Linked DNA regions of Homo sapiens: regions 2, 3 and 4 are each linked to region 1. The links are chromatin contacts, found by Hi-C or POLR2A ChIA-PET in ENCODE. All regions are on one chromosome and are shown on one strand. The core of a region is the stretch at or near the end of the contact, and the rest is flanking DNA. Distances in the headings are between cores, read along the strand shown. Region 1 holds the start of TIMMDC1 (translocase of inner mitochondrial membrane domain containing 1). Region 2 holds the start of FAM162A (family with sequence similarity 162 member A). Region 3 holds the start of HCLS1 (hematopoietic cell-specific Lyn substrate 1). Region 4 holds the start of GOLGB1 (golgin B1).

Region 1 (2,841 bases), core at 152-2,651:
ATAAATGTTTTTTTAAAAACGCACTGGGAAAGTTCACTATGCAGTGGGTGGCACATGCCAATCTAAAATAACAAGGAAAAACTACTATTTAATTCGATTTGTTACTCTCAAATGCATAAGAAGCTAGAACTGCTAATGAAGCTTCCAAGATGTCATCCTGAGACTGCTCTAACAAATAGCTGTCTTAAGTATTAAGTTACTATAAAATAATTGCCCTTCTAGGCCGGGCGCAGTCCAGCCGCGGTGGCTCAGGCCTGTAATCCCAGCACTTTGGGAGGCGGAAACAGGCAGATCACGTGAGGTCAGGAGTTCCAGACCAGCCTGGCGAATGGTGAAATCCTGTCTCTACTAAAAATACAAAAATTAGCTGGGCATGGTAGTGGGCAACTGTAATCCCAGCTACTCTGGAGGCTGAGGCAGGAGAACCGCTTGAACCTGGGAAGTGAAGAGTGCAGTGAGCCAAGATCGCACCACTGCACTCCAGCCTGGGCGATAGAGCGCGACTCAGTCTCGAAAAAAAAAAAAAAAAGAAAGAAAAATACGAGTTTGGGCTGGCGCGGTGGCTCACGCCTGTAATCCCAGCACTTTGGGAGGCCGAGGTAGGCGGATCGCCTAAGTCCAAGAGTTCAAGACCAGCCTAGGCAACATGGTAAGAACCCTGTCTATAAAAAATACATTAAAAAAAAATTAGCCGGGCGTGGTGGTGCGCGCCTGTAGTCCCAATTAATCGGGAGGCTGAGGTGGGAGGATCACTTGAGTCCCAGAGGCAGAGGTTGCAGTGAGCCGAGATAGCACCACAGCACTCCAGCCTGGGCGACAGAGCAAGACCCTGTCTGGAAAAAAAAAAAAAAAAAAGAAAGAAAAAAGATACAAGCTTGGGTTACAAATATCAGAACCTCAAATATAATCTAAAAATGAAGCACACCATCCTTGGTGTCCTAAGGCTGACCCAGGCTGCCCACGCTGCAGGACACCGCTTTCGCGGCCCCCTACCCCACTTCACACCCTAGGCACTTTTACTCTTTGCCAAACAGCTCCCGGAGGCGGTCCCATCCAGATTCCGGGTAATAGGGCTCTGGGACGTAGGGAAGCCGCTTCTGACGCTCCTCAAGGACTTCCGAATCGGCAGTCACAGCTTCGGCAGCAAAGACTCGGGGAAATAGGCACAATGCTCTACAGAGAAAGCTCCGCGGTGCCGGTGGCGGCACCTCCATGGCCTTCTCTCGACCTACGGACAAACTTGAGCGCTCAGGACTTCAAGTCCTCGCGGACGTGCCGCGGGAGAGCGTAACTGTACGAGGTGAGAATCCGTGCATTTGACCCAGGTTAACCCTCTGCCAGAGGGCTCGACACCCACACCTTCAGTCCCCGGCCTCGCTTTGGAGTCCTTGGAAATACGACACAGGAAGTCCCGCCCGACCGGGGCAAAGGCCAGGGGGCGGGGCGACGGCGAAGCCGGAGCCCAAAAGACTTCCGGTTGAGGGCGGGTTGGGCCACTGCTGTGCTGAGTGCACCCCCGGAAGTGAGTTGGCTGCCAGTAGTGAAGCTCAGCGTGGTCCCGGCAGGCCTTCGCTCCGTGTTTGTGGTTCCTGGGTCATGCAAACGGTGTCTGCGGCTACTTATATTCAGCTTGAGGTGGTCATAGGTTGAAGTAATTTATCGTATTTAAAATGCCAGGAATTAGCCGGGCATGGTGGCGGGCGCCTGTAATCCTAGCTACTCGGGAGGCTGAGGTAGGAGAATCGCTTGAACCCGGGAGGCGGAGGTTGCAGTGAGCCGAGATCACACCACTGCACTGCAGCCTGGGCAACAAGAGCGAAAATCTGTCTCAAAAAAAAAAAAAAAAGGCAGGAATCCCGCTTCAGTAAGGAAGAAAGTGCAATATTCAGTGCAAGTGGAGTAGGGAAAGAGGGAAAGGCGATTTGTGCAAAAACAAGTCCAACCTACTCTGCCAACATTAGAGAAGCCTTCCAGGCTGGGCGGGGTCCGTTTGTACCTTGTCAGTTCTGCTGGAAAAAAAACGAGGCATTGGGGATGGGTGTTGGTGCCAGTTACACTAAGATTTCGAGAACACTTTTTTGAAGAATCAGCTTTTTGGCAGGTCTTCCTAAGGTGGATTTCACTCCCTTTAGTTCATATGCCTACTGCTTCTCAAAAGGCAGGAGAATTTCTGGAATTTCTATCAAGTGTTTGTATAATTTGCCGTCACTACAACCTCTGCTAACATATGCTTCGAAGTACAGTTTTCATTAAAATGAATGCATTTAAAATATTCTCAATATTCGTGTAATTTCATTCAATCCTTGTTAACAAGCATACTCCCTTATTCATTTTGCCAATCCCTTCACCTCCTTGATTCCTTTCTAGTTGTCAATCAAAACTGCCACACTGTAGTAGAATACAGTAAGTGGACTTAGGAATTTGATAGCTGGAAATGCTACACATAAGTCCCTGAGAAGTGACTGACTAGAGTGACCAGCTCAATTAGTGACAGCGCCATGAAGACTACTCTGGGATATGAGATTTGATTCAGCACTCATCGTAGCACTTACAACACTGCATCATAATTTCCTATTAATCTGTCTCAATAAACTATCCTTGAGATCACAGACCAAATATATTCATCTCTGTATCTCCAGGACCTAGAACCGCAGTAGGTGCTCAGTAAATATTTGTTGAATAATTCAGATCTCCTGACTTCTGGCTCTGGATTACTGCTTATCCCATGTTAGGTAGAAGTGGGCACCAAGATAAGTTACCAAGGCCTGAAAGCCCAAGAAAATGGCTGTACAGTCTGTTTCTAACCTATATGTAGAAAAAGCTAAATGCATAAGATGACCC
Region 2 (2,891 bases), core at 172-2,671, 2.9 Mb before region 1:
AGCAAGAAGATGAACTACTTACAATATACTCAGTATTAGTTCAAAGATGTCAAAGTAGTTCCAAGATGTCAAAGTTCTTTTCATGCAGTCCATTTTAACTTTTTTACAGAGCAATGATCCTTTCACTTGCCTTGTTGAAAAGCTTCATAATGTTAATAGGATGTACAGAAGATATTTTAGGTGAATTAGTTCAACAAAACTGACAAAATCAATGAAATCATAGTATTGAGGATTTTAGTGGAAGAAGTGTTTGCTTTTAAAGGAAGTAAATATAATAATACTCTCTAGTTTGAGACATGTTTTCCAGTCCATTCTCTACCGGAACACTAGATAAGCTGTGTAAAGGATAATCTTGAGGTGGGGAAGGTTATGTATCAAACTTGTGAAACTATGCAACATTCACTCTTTTTTTTTGCATTACTTCATTTACATTACAATATATATTTATATTATTTGAATAGCCAAGTTTGGGGCTATTTTTCCTTTAAAAATTTAATTAACAACTTTTTAATAATGTAGTGTGTGCCATTGAACAAAAGATCTCTGGTACCCAGAAAAGAGTCAAAATGCAAGCCCTCTGATTTCTCAACCCCTACTATGCCAAGGCTCTGCTGGTTCTCCCAAAAAAAAAGAATTAAGCTTTCATTACCTAAGTCCAAAATAGTCATCACACAAATGTCTACCACCAAAACAAACTGCAGATCCTTCAATTACACACTTCCTCCAAGAAATTCGAATCAATTAATTGTATAAGTGTTTAAAAGTAATGTATCCTCCATTTTAAGAAAACAATTATTATTAATCTCTAAGACCTAAATCCTTGGCCTAATCAGACATTTAATGAGTGGGGAAACTTCAGACTGGAGGTTTTCTGGGATAAACTCCAGAGAGGAAGGAGCAGGGGGAAGAGGGAAGACTCAAGGAGAGCAATAGATAGGGGAGGTTAGGGTGGAAAGCTGAATGCATGGGTAAAGGGGAGGTCTAGGGATAGTAGGTGCTTTACAGACTGAGCTCAGGGGAGGCTGAGGACGGGGGTGGGGAGAAGGGTAGGCGCGTGGGCAGTTAAGTTGGTGGGAGCTGGGTGGATGGAGATGAGGGTAATTCACGGGCAGTCTCCAATGCCTATCAGCAGCTGCTCACCTAGTTCCCTCCCACATGGCTACTAAGTAGGTAGGATTCTGAGGAACCGAGAAAGTGCGTCATGGAATGGAGCCACTCCGGGGCCCAGGAAGGCTTCAGGATTCCCCCACCCGCAGCGGCCGGGCCAGCTCCCCTACCTCCCATATCCCGACCGGCGTCTCACCTGCTGCCAGGCGCAGACCGCTGAGGCTCCCCATGGCCACTTGCTACTCCGCCGACCAGCGCAGAACTTCGCCGGGGACGGTGGCGCTGGTGAGCTCAATGTCACCCAGCGTTGGAGTGGGAAGGACGCAGGCGGCGCCGGGGGGCGGGGCGTGCGCGACGCGGTGTACAGGCCTGCGCCAGTGCGGGGCGTGTAGGACGTGCGCCACGCGCTGGAGACCCGCGGCGCCAGCCTAGTGCCCCTGGCGCCGCATCCTGAGCCAGCCTCGGAGATGGTCCTGTGGAGTGTGGCGCCGTGGGCCCTTGCCCTAGCGGATATGTACCCATGGGAGTACCTGTGTGAAATAGAAAGGAAATGTGCAACTTTCGTGATCTGTAAACTCCCGAAATACACCAGATAAACCAGTATTCCAGTATGCCGCTCTTCCAGTGTTTTCAATGAACATATGCTTTTATCAGAAAACACATAATTGGACTCTGCTCAGTGGCCCTATCTCTTGTTGGAGCATCCCTCAGGCTAATCTGAGAAATTAACATGTATGTTTTCAATTTGTTTTCTATTTACCTATTTTCTAAAAACATTTGATCATCTCCATCCTAAACACTTTACTCATACCCACCCACACTGCCAGAAATGCCGTTTTTTCTTGACGTTTCTTAGTGGTCCCAAATTCTTAACAAAGACCCCCCTGCTCCAGGGTCCGGGGAGGAGGTTAGGCACTGGAGTGAGAGGTATTAGAAAGGCCTCACTTGCCTAGATTTCCTTCAACGACCTGGTAGGGGAACCACAAGGAAATTGTTTCCCTTTTGTGAAAAGATGGGATTGGAGTAAACAGTCCCTTCAAGGTCTGACAATCTTTGATCCATGTATCTGGCCCAGTTCCAGGAGGACATGTTAAAAGGGTTGGGACAGCAGGGTGACAGGTTCCGAGGTGGATGCGGACCACGTTGAACTCAAGCCTTGCACTCAGCTTTCCTAAGGATTCCCCTCGTACTATATTTTTTGTCAGGCGACTCCGCGGTCACCTTTGCTCCGCGGTGATTGGCCTGCAGCGGGGTCCTCGTGTTTGTCCAATATGGCGGCGCCCAGTGGCGGTGTGAACTGTGAGGAGTTCGCCGAGTTCCAGGTGATGGGGTTTTCCTCATGTGGCAGGCATGTGCCTCCTTTTGTCCCCAGACCCTATTCCCTGCTTTGCGAGGGAGTATGAACCAGCTTTGGAAAAAGCGGGCAATTCAAAGCTCTTTTCTCGAGCCATTGGAGGTCATGGGGGGCGCGGGTTTGGCCTTAGGGAGCGAGGCTGCTCTGTAGGAGGAGGGAGGAGGGGGGTCATAGTTCTCTCCGCGGCTCTCCGGCCTTGTCTGGGAAGCTCTGGGTAATCTGCTGTGGTAAAGCTCGGGATGCGTGGATAAGGATTGTAACAATCTTGTAGCAGTTCCCTGAACTCAGTTTCCAGCTTCTGCCATTCCTCTCCTACTTTTGTAAGTAGAGTTTTTGTGGGAGAGAAGAAGGTGCAGAAGAGCTATTTAGTTGATAAAACATACTTGGTGCAATTTACTATTTTTGTGGGACAGGACGTATGGAAGCTTGG
Region 3 (2,700 bases), core at 152-2,651, 2.2 Mb before region 1:
TGTGACATTTGCTAAGGAAAGATGGGACTTCTTGGTGTCATCTCTGATTAATTTCTATATTTTCTCTAGAGAACTATGTACCTGGATGGTGTGTCACATCATCTAGTCTAAATCGTATTTTGACACTACATGAGGATTCCAAGTGATTTTTCTCTTGTACAAACGTACTCTTCCTTATCATAACTTTGGTACCACCATGATAAATAGGTAATAAAGTAGAAGGAATAAATAAAGCTCCCCCAGGCATAGAATCCTTAGATTTGGAAGTGACAGAGGCTTCATATTCCTAATGCAGAAAAGTGCCTGTATCATGGGCCAGTTTCATCCAGTCCTGCTTAAACTCCTTGGAGGATGCACCGTTGTGAACAAATCAAGAAGTCCACAATCAAGATTAGGAAAGGCTAGGTCAGATACAATAACAGACACCCTCAAATTCTCAGTAGCCAAAACAAAGGACTATTTTTTAGTGAAAGACTCCAATTCCCCCACATGGTGGATGGGGCTCCACTTGTGTTCTTTCTCACTCAGGGACCCAGTCTGCTGGAGGAGCCAATATGGAGAATTGCAGGTTGCCTTGGGCAGTGGTGAAAGCATGGCAAAGCTTGCAGTGGTCTTACGGCCTCCGCCAGAAAGTGGTATCTGTCACTGGCCAAAACAAGTCACCTGAGTAAGTCTGACTTCAAGAGGGAAGGGAGGGGCAGCAAGTCTTGACACGCAGTAAAACAGGATACCACAAAGACCTTCTTCCATCAGCTGACCAGCACCTGGTTCTTTCAGAATTCTTCCTACGCTCTAGAGCCAAATCTTTAGTTTGTTAGCTCAGACTCCACAGTGCCCCAAACAAGCTAGGAAACTCTCCTTCCATGTCTTGCCTTTTCCCTCATGAGTTATTCTCTTCTGGCATTCAATTGGTCGACGTTTATTTGAACATCTATATGAAAACTCCACTTTTAAGTGCTGTGGGTAATATAGGGGTGAGTTTCTTTTTAAGTCTTATGCTTCAAAACCCACATATAAATCACTTTTCCCATAAAGCCTTTCTTGATGAATACACCCAATACCAAATGCTCTGAATTCCTTTACTGTCTCAAATGTAACTGCCACCCTATTTAGGACACAATGCTGTTCTACAGCATTCTCTAATGTGTTTTCTGGTTGAATGTTTGTTTCTCTCACTGGATTACAAACTCAGAGTCAAAGCAGCATTTTCTATGACTGCTCTATGACCCCCATTGTCAAAACCTTGCAAAAGACCAGGCACAGAAACATTTAATCCTTTTAAAATTTAAGTGTCTAAAGCAGAAGGAACTGACTCAAATTTCAGGAAGTAGCTGTGAGGATGGGGTGGCAGGAAATGACGAAAACCTGAATACGGAACTGAAGCAGCAGCTCAGTTTCTCACTCCGAAGTGGCAGCAGCCAGAGAGGGAGTCGGTGTGGACGCGAGGAGCCGGGCGCTTAGAACAGAGGCTTGCACAGGTGGAGGTGGGTACTCTGAGCCATGGGACAGTTGGGAAACACAGAGTAAGAGTTGAGGAGGAACCTACCTGGCTCTTAGTCCTTGGTGATGGGCAAGGTCACCACTAGTAGGCTTTTATCCTTTTATGGCCAGAAGGCCTGGTTGTGAGTGGTTGTAGCAAATCAGCATCTGGAGATAGAAACAAAAGGGAGGGGCTTAAACCCAAGGCAAGTGTTTCAGGAGCCATCTAGCACCAACATCAAGCAAAGTGTTGCCTGGTTTCTGCTGACAATCTACAACCCACTCTAAGGCCTGTCTCCCCTAGGTACTGAGCTGGGAGGAGGACCACAGGAGACGAAAACAGTGTCTGCCCTTGAAGAGCATATGGTCTCAGGGAAACAAACCCACACAGGAAATGTAACAGATCAGGAAGTAGTCACTGATGTACACTAGCACTGAGTACCAAGTGCTGATGGAGCCCAAGAGAAGGCATGATTGTTCTGCTGGGGCTAGTTTCTGTGTTCGTAGATCACAGAATCTCAGAATGTCAGAAATCAAGGAGACCACAGATGAGCTACGTTAACCCCTTCATTATTTTCCACTGGGAAAATCAGAGATAATTGCTGATTTGCCAAATTATTAAAGTTAGTATTTCTTAATCGCCTGGTCTGATACCTGGCAAATGAGTACCTACTCTGTTGATGCCCTTGTGATGGTCCCTCAGAGGCTTAGTCACAGAGCTGGGGTGACAGCCAGGGCTTCTGACTCCCAGTCTGTGTACTTTGATGCAGGAGGTCAGCATCGCAACAAGGCCTCACCAGATTACTCTCTGGTTCTCACCTCTAGATAGCACTTCTTACCTTTCTGGTTTCTGGTCAATAGGTCAAGGATATTAGATAAATTGTCTCTATTTCAGAAACTCTTTATTTCAAAAATGGGTGAATGGGAGAGTCAGGCTGAGGCCTCAGAGGAGCCACAGGAAGGAGGATGGGACCATCAGTCCTCATTGCTTCCTTATTGCTCATGACTATTTCAGAAACTTCTCCATTCCAGTTTTCTGTGTGACAGTCCTTTTGTTGTTGCACAGCAGCCCAGGAGCCAGGGGATGAGAAGCAGAGGGGTAGTAAGGATGCAGGTAGTAAGGATGTTTTGCTGTCTCCAACCGCATCAGGGAAAGCCAAGCTGCTTTCAGCCATGACTCCCGGCTGACTCAGTCAATATCTCTCCGGTGTCCCCTTAGCA
Region 4 (2,700 bases), core at 186-2,685, 2.3 Mb before region 1:
GCAGGAAATTGCAATTTTATTTATGTTTGTATTGATACATATTTGTACATATTTATGGGGTGTGGTAGTTTGATATATGCATACAATGTGTAATGATCAAATCAGGGTGTTTAGGATATCTATCACCTCAAACATTTATCATTTTTGTGTTTGGAACATTTCTAATCTCCTAGTTATTTTGAAATATATAACATATTGTTAACTATAGTCACCCTACTGTGCTATCAAACACTTGAACTTATTCCTTCTATCTACGTTTGTACCCATTAACCAATCTCTTCCCTCCCTCCCCCAACTCCACCTTCCCAGCCTCTGGTACTTATCTCTACTCCATGAGATCAACTTTTTAAGCTCCCACATGAGTGAGACCATGGGATATTTGTCTTTCTGTGCCAGACTTATTTCACTTAGAATAATGACCTCCAGTTCCGTAAGATGGGCAGCCAGGAAAGGCCTTACTTAGCTGATGTTTGAATTGTGAAGTTATGTAATCATTAAGATGAGTATACATACAATGGGCCAGCTGAGTGCACAGCAAGATTCAATAAATTCAAACTAACATTACTCTTATTGCCAAGAGAGTGCCTGAAATGACAGCTCATTGGAAACTGGCTACTTTCCTTCCCTTTCCTTAGGGGTTTAAGGAAAGCATGAGTGATTTCAGTCTTTTGCTGGAGCTCCTCACTGACACTCATTGCAGAGCCTGAGCCCTCAACTCTCAATCTTTGCTTAGGTCCTGGCTTAGGCTCCACTTTGTAAGAGGCACCTTCCTAGTATTCACTACTCTCTCTCTCACAATCATGTCCTTACAGACATTGCTGATCCTCTTTCATACTGACACCGGGTTCTAGTCCGAGTTCCATCACTAAGTCGCTGTTTGACTTTGGGCAAGTTACTTCTGTGGTTAATTATTTTTCATCAACAAAATCAAAAGGTGAAACTAGACGAACAACTAAGAGGCTCCAGTATTTTTTCAATCTAAGAGTCCCATATCCCCCACTCCCTTCTCACAGCTCATTCAACAATCCTAATGGCAGCGGGTGCCCGCAGTCTCAAGTCTCTGCCGAAGCCCAAGCCGCTGTCTCGGTCAGTCACAACCGACGAAGAGGAGGAATTGGAGGAAGCCAGCATAACCACTTCACACTGAGAACATCTGACCTTTCCCAGAACGCCCGCCCACTCGACACTTCCTGTCCCTCCCCAGATCTTGTTCCGGGGCACCTACTCGCGTCTAATCACTCCCCTCATTCACTCTTTAGGGTCCATTGGCTGTTTCTTTGAGGAAGCGGAGCATCTTCTGTCGTTGATTGGTTTCCGTCATTGTTGATAGGTTGGTAACAAACAAGGTGTGCCTGGTCTCCCTGGTAACGTCCTGCCGATAGTCCTGATTGGTCGGTGTCTTAATCCCATCTTCCGTCCCAACTGCTAGTGGCTGAGTCCCTGGCGGGGCGCGGCGGTGGAAGGTGTCGCGTACGGGCTTCCCGAGCTGACGTGGCTTGAATTGGGAGGGGGGCAGCTGGAGCCTCAGGCGGCAGCGCTTCTAGGTGAGTAGGGGACGCTACCCAACTCTTCCCTCTGCGAGTCCAATAACGGTCACCCCCGCCAGAGGGGCCGCGGGAGCTGCCCAAGCAGCTACACCGGAGTCCCCTCCTCGCCCCGCCTCTCCCGGATTCAGTCCTGGATCCGGCCCTTCACCCGCCTCCTTCACCTACCAGGCCTAGTTCTAGTAGCCCACAAGCCTCGGCCTCTCCGGTGGGCCTTCGGGGTCACCCTGCGCAGACTTGGACCACTTGCTCACGGTCTGTCCCCTCCCCGGTACGTTTCTCCTCTGGGAGCGACGGGGAAAAGCGCCTAGGTCAGTCCTGTCCGCACGGCCTTGTTCCTGGAGCGGCCTGCCTAAGTCGGCCTCCGTACGCAGCCGCTGACGTCGGAAAGAACCTGCTGGGCCCCTGTGCTCAGGCCCTAAACAAACTTGGTGTCCCGAAGGGGAGGCGCGACCAAAAGAAATCAAAGGTCTTTAGGGCGGAGATCACAGAATCATTGGAGATATTAATGCAAACGGAGGCCTGTCCAATAATCCTGCTAATGCTAATGGGTTACTGGAAAGATGAGAAGAGAGGAAAGATCCCAACGATCCCGTCAACACGAAAATCCCAGGAATCAGAGGTGGGCAGGCTGTTAGAGAAAAAGGAACCTCTAAGAGAGTTCTCGAGGAAAAATAACTTGGTTTGATGGTGTGGAGTATGTTTAATCTGCACAACCGGAATGTGAAAGGGAGGGTGAGTCCTTTGAGGAATGAGGAATATATTTGTCTGACTTATTTAAAGAGCTCCAGTTGGTCTATGGGGAGCGGACAGTTTGAGAGTGGGACAGGGATATTTACAATCATGGGTAAGTACTTTCACTTTTGGAGATAGTTGGAAGCTGTCTGAGCATTTAAAGGACCTTTTTACAGTTCTGTGCAAGATGCAAGCAAGTGGAGGGCTCTTTACATAAGGGCCAGAGGCCTTTCCAAAAGCGTGAATTGATAAGATTTAGATGGTCAGAATGGTTATGAAGGGGCAAACTCAGGAAATATCCTATTGGAAAAATGGCAGGATTTGGTTTTGGAATAGATGCAGGAAAAAGTTGAAGAGTACTCAAAAGTTGCAGGCATTGTACATTAACTGCTTCATAGCTTTTACTTCTCATCCCTTGACC

Evidence for each region. Hi-C counts contacts between places; a loop is a spot of excess contacts on that map. ChIA-PET counts read pairs that join two places held with the same protein, here RNA polymerase II (POLR2A). Pooled maps may share reads with other maps.
Region 2: a loop to region 1 is called in a pooled map, with 19 times the contacts of the local background. The contact joins the promoter of FAM162A here to the promoter of TIMMDC1 in region 1. A Hi-C loop is called at or near these places in 7 of 50 pooled maps.
Region 3: a loop to region 1 is called in a pooled map, with 10 times the contacts of the local background. The contact joins the promoter of HCLS1 here to the promoter of TIMMDC1 in region 1. A Hi-C loop is called at or near these places in 6 of 50 pooled maps.
Region 4: a map of CD4-positive, alpha-beta T cell shows a loop between it and region 1 (5-fold over the local background). The contact joins the promoter of GOLGB1 here to the promoter of TIMMDC1 in region 1. A Hi-C loop is called at or near these places in 2 of 168 maps with a recorded cell type or tissue (CD4-positive, alpha-beta T cell and naive thymus-derived CD4-positive, alpha-beta T cell) and 8 of 50 pooled maps. POLR2A ChIA-PET finds 5 or more read pairs at or near these places in 1 of 52 experiments (PC-3).

The regions. Positions count from the first base shown.
Region 1 is chr3:119,497,107-119,499,947 of GRCh38, reverse strand. TIMMDC1 (translocase of inner mitochondrial membrane domain containing 1) reads right to left here and starts at 1,401. Exons shown (of 7, transcript NM_016589.4): 1 at 1,021-1,401. The coding sequence starts at 1,214. RefSeq lists an enhancer at 1,612-1,661.
Region 2 is chr3:122,382,712-122,385,602 of GRCh38, reverse strand. FAM162A (family with sequence similarity 162 member A) reads right to left here and starts at 1,421. Exons shown (of 5, transcript NM_014367.4): 1 at 1,304-1,421. The coding sequence starts at 1,337. It overlaps MIX23 (mitochondrial matrix import factor 23), which reads left to right and starts at 2,372. Exons shown (of 5, transcript NM_001017928.4): 1 at 2,372-2,429. The coding sequence starts at 2,379. RefSeq lists enhancers at 1,237-1,286, 1,110-1,610 and a silencer at 1,377-1,526.
Region 3 is chr3:121,659,604-121,662,303 of GRCh38, reverse strand. HCLS1 (hematopoietic cell-specific Lyn substrate 1) reads left to right here and starts at 1,401. Exons shown (of 14, transcript NM_005335.6): 1 at 1,401-1,484. RefSeq lists enhancers at 1,129-1,178, 1,369-1,558.
Region 4 is chr3:121,748,476-121,751,175 of GRCh38, reverse strand. GOLGB1 (golgin B1) reads left to right here and starts at 1,435. Exons shown (of 22, transcript NM_001366282.2): 1 at 1,435-1,544. RefSeq lists enhancers at 1,468-1,707, 1,728-1,777.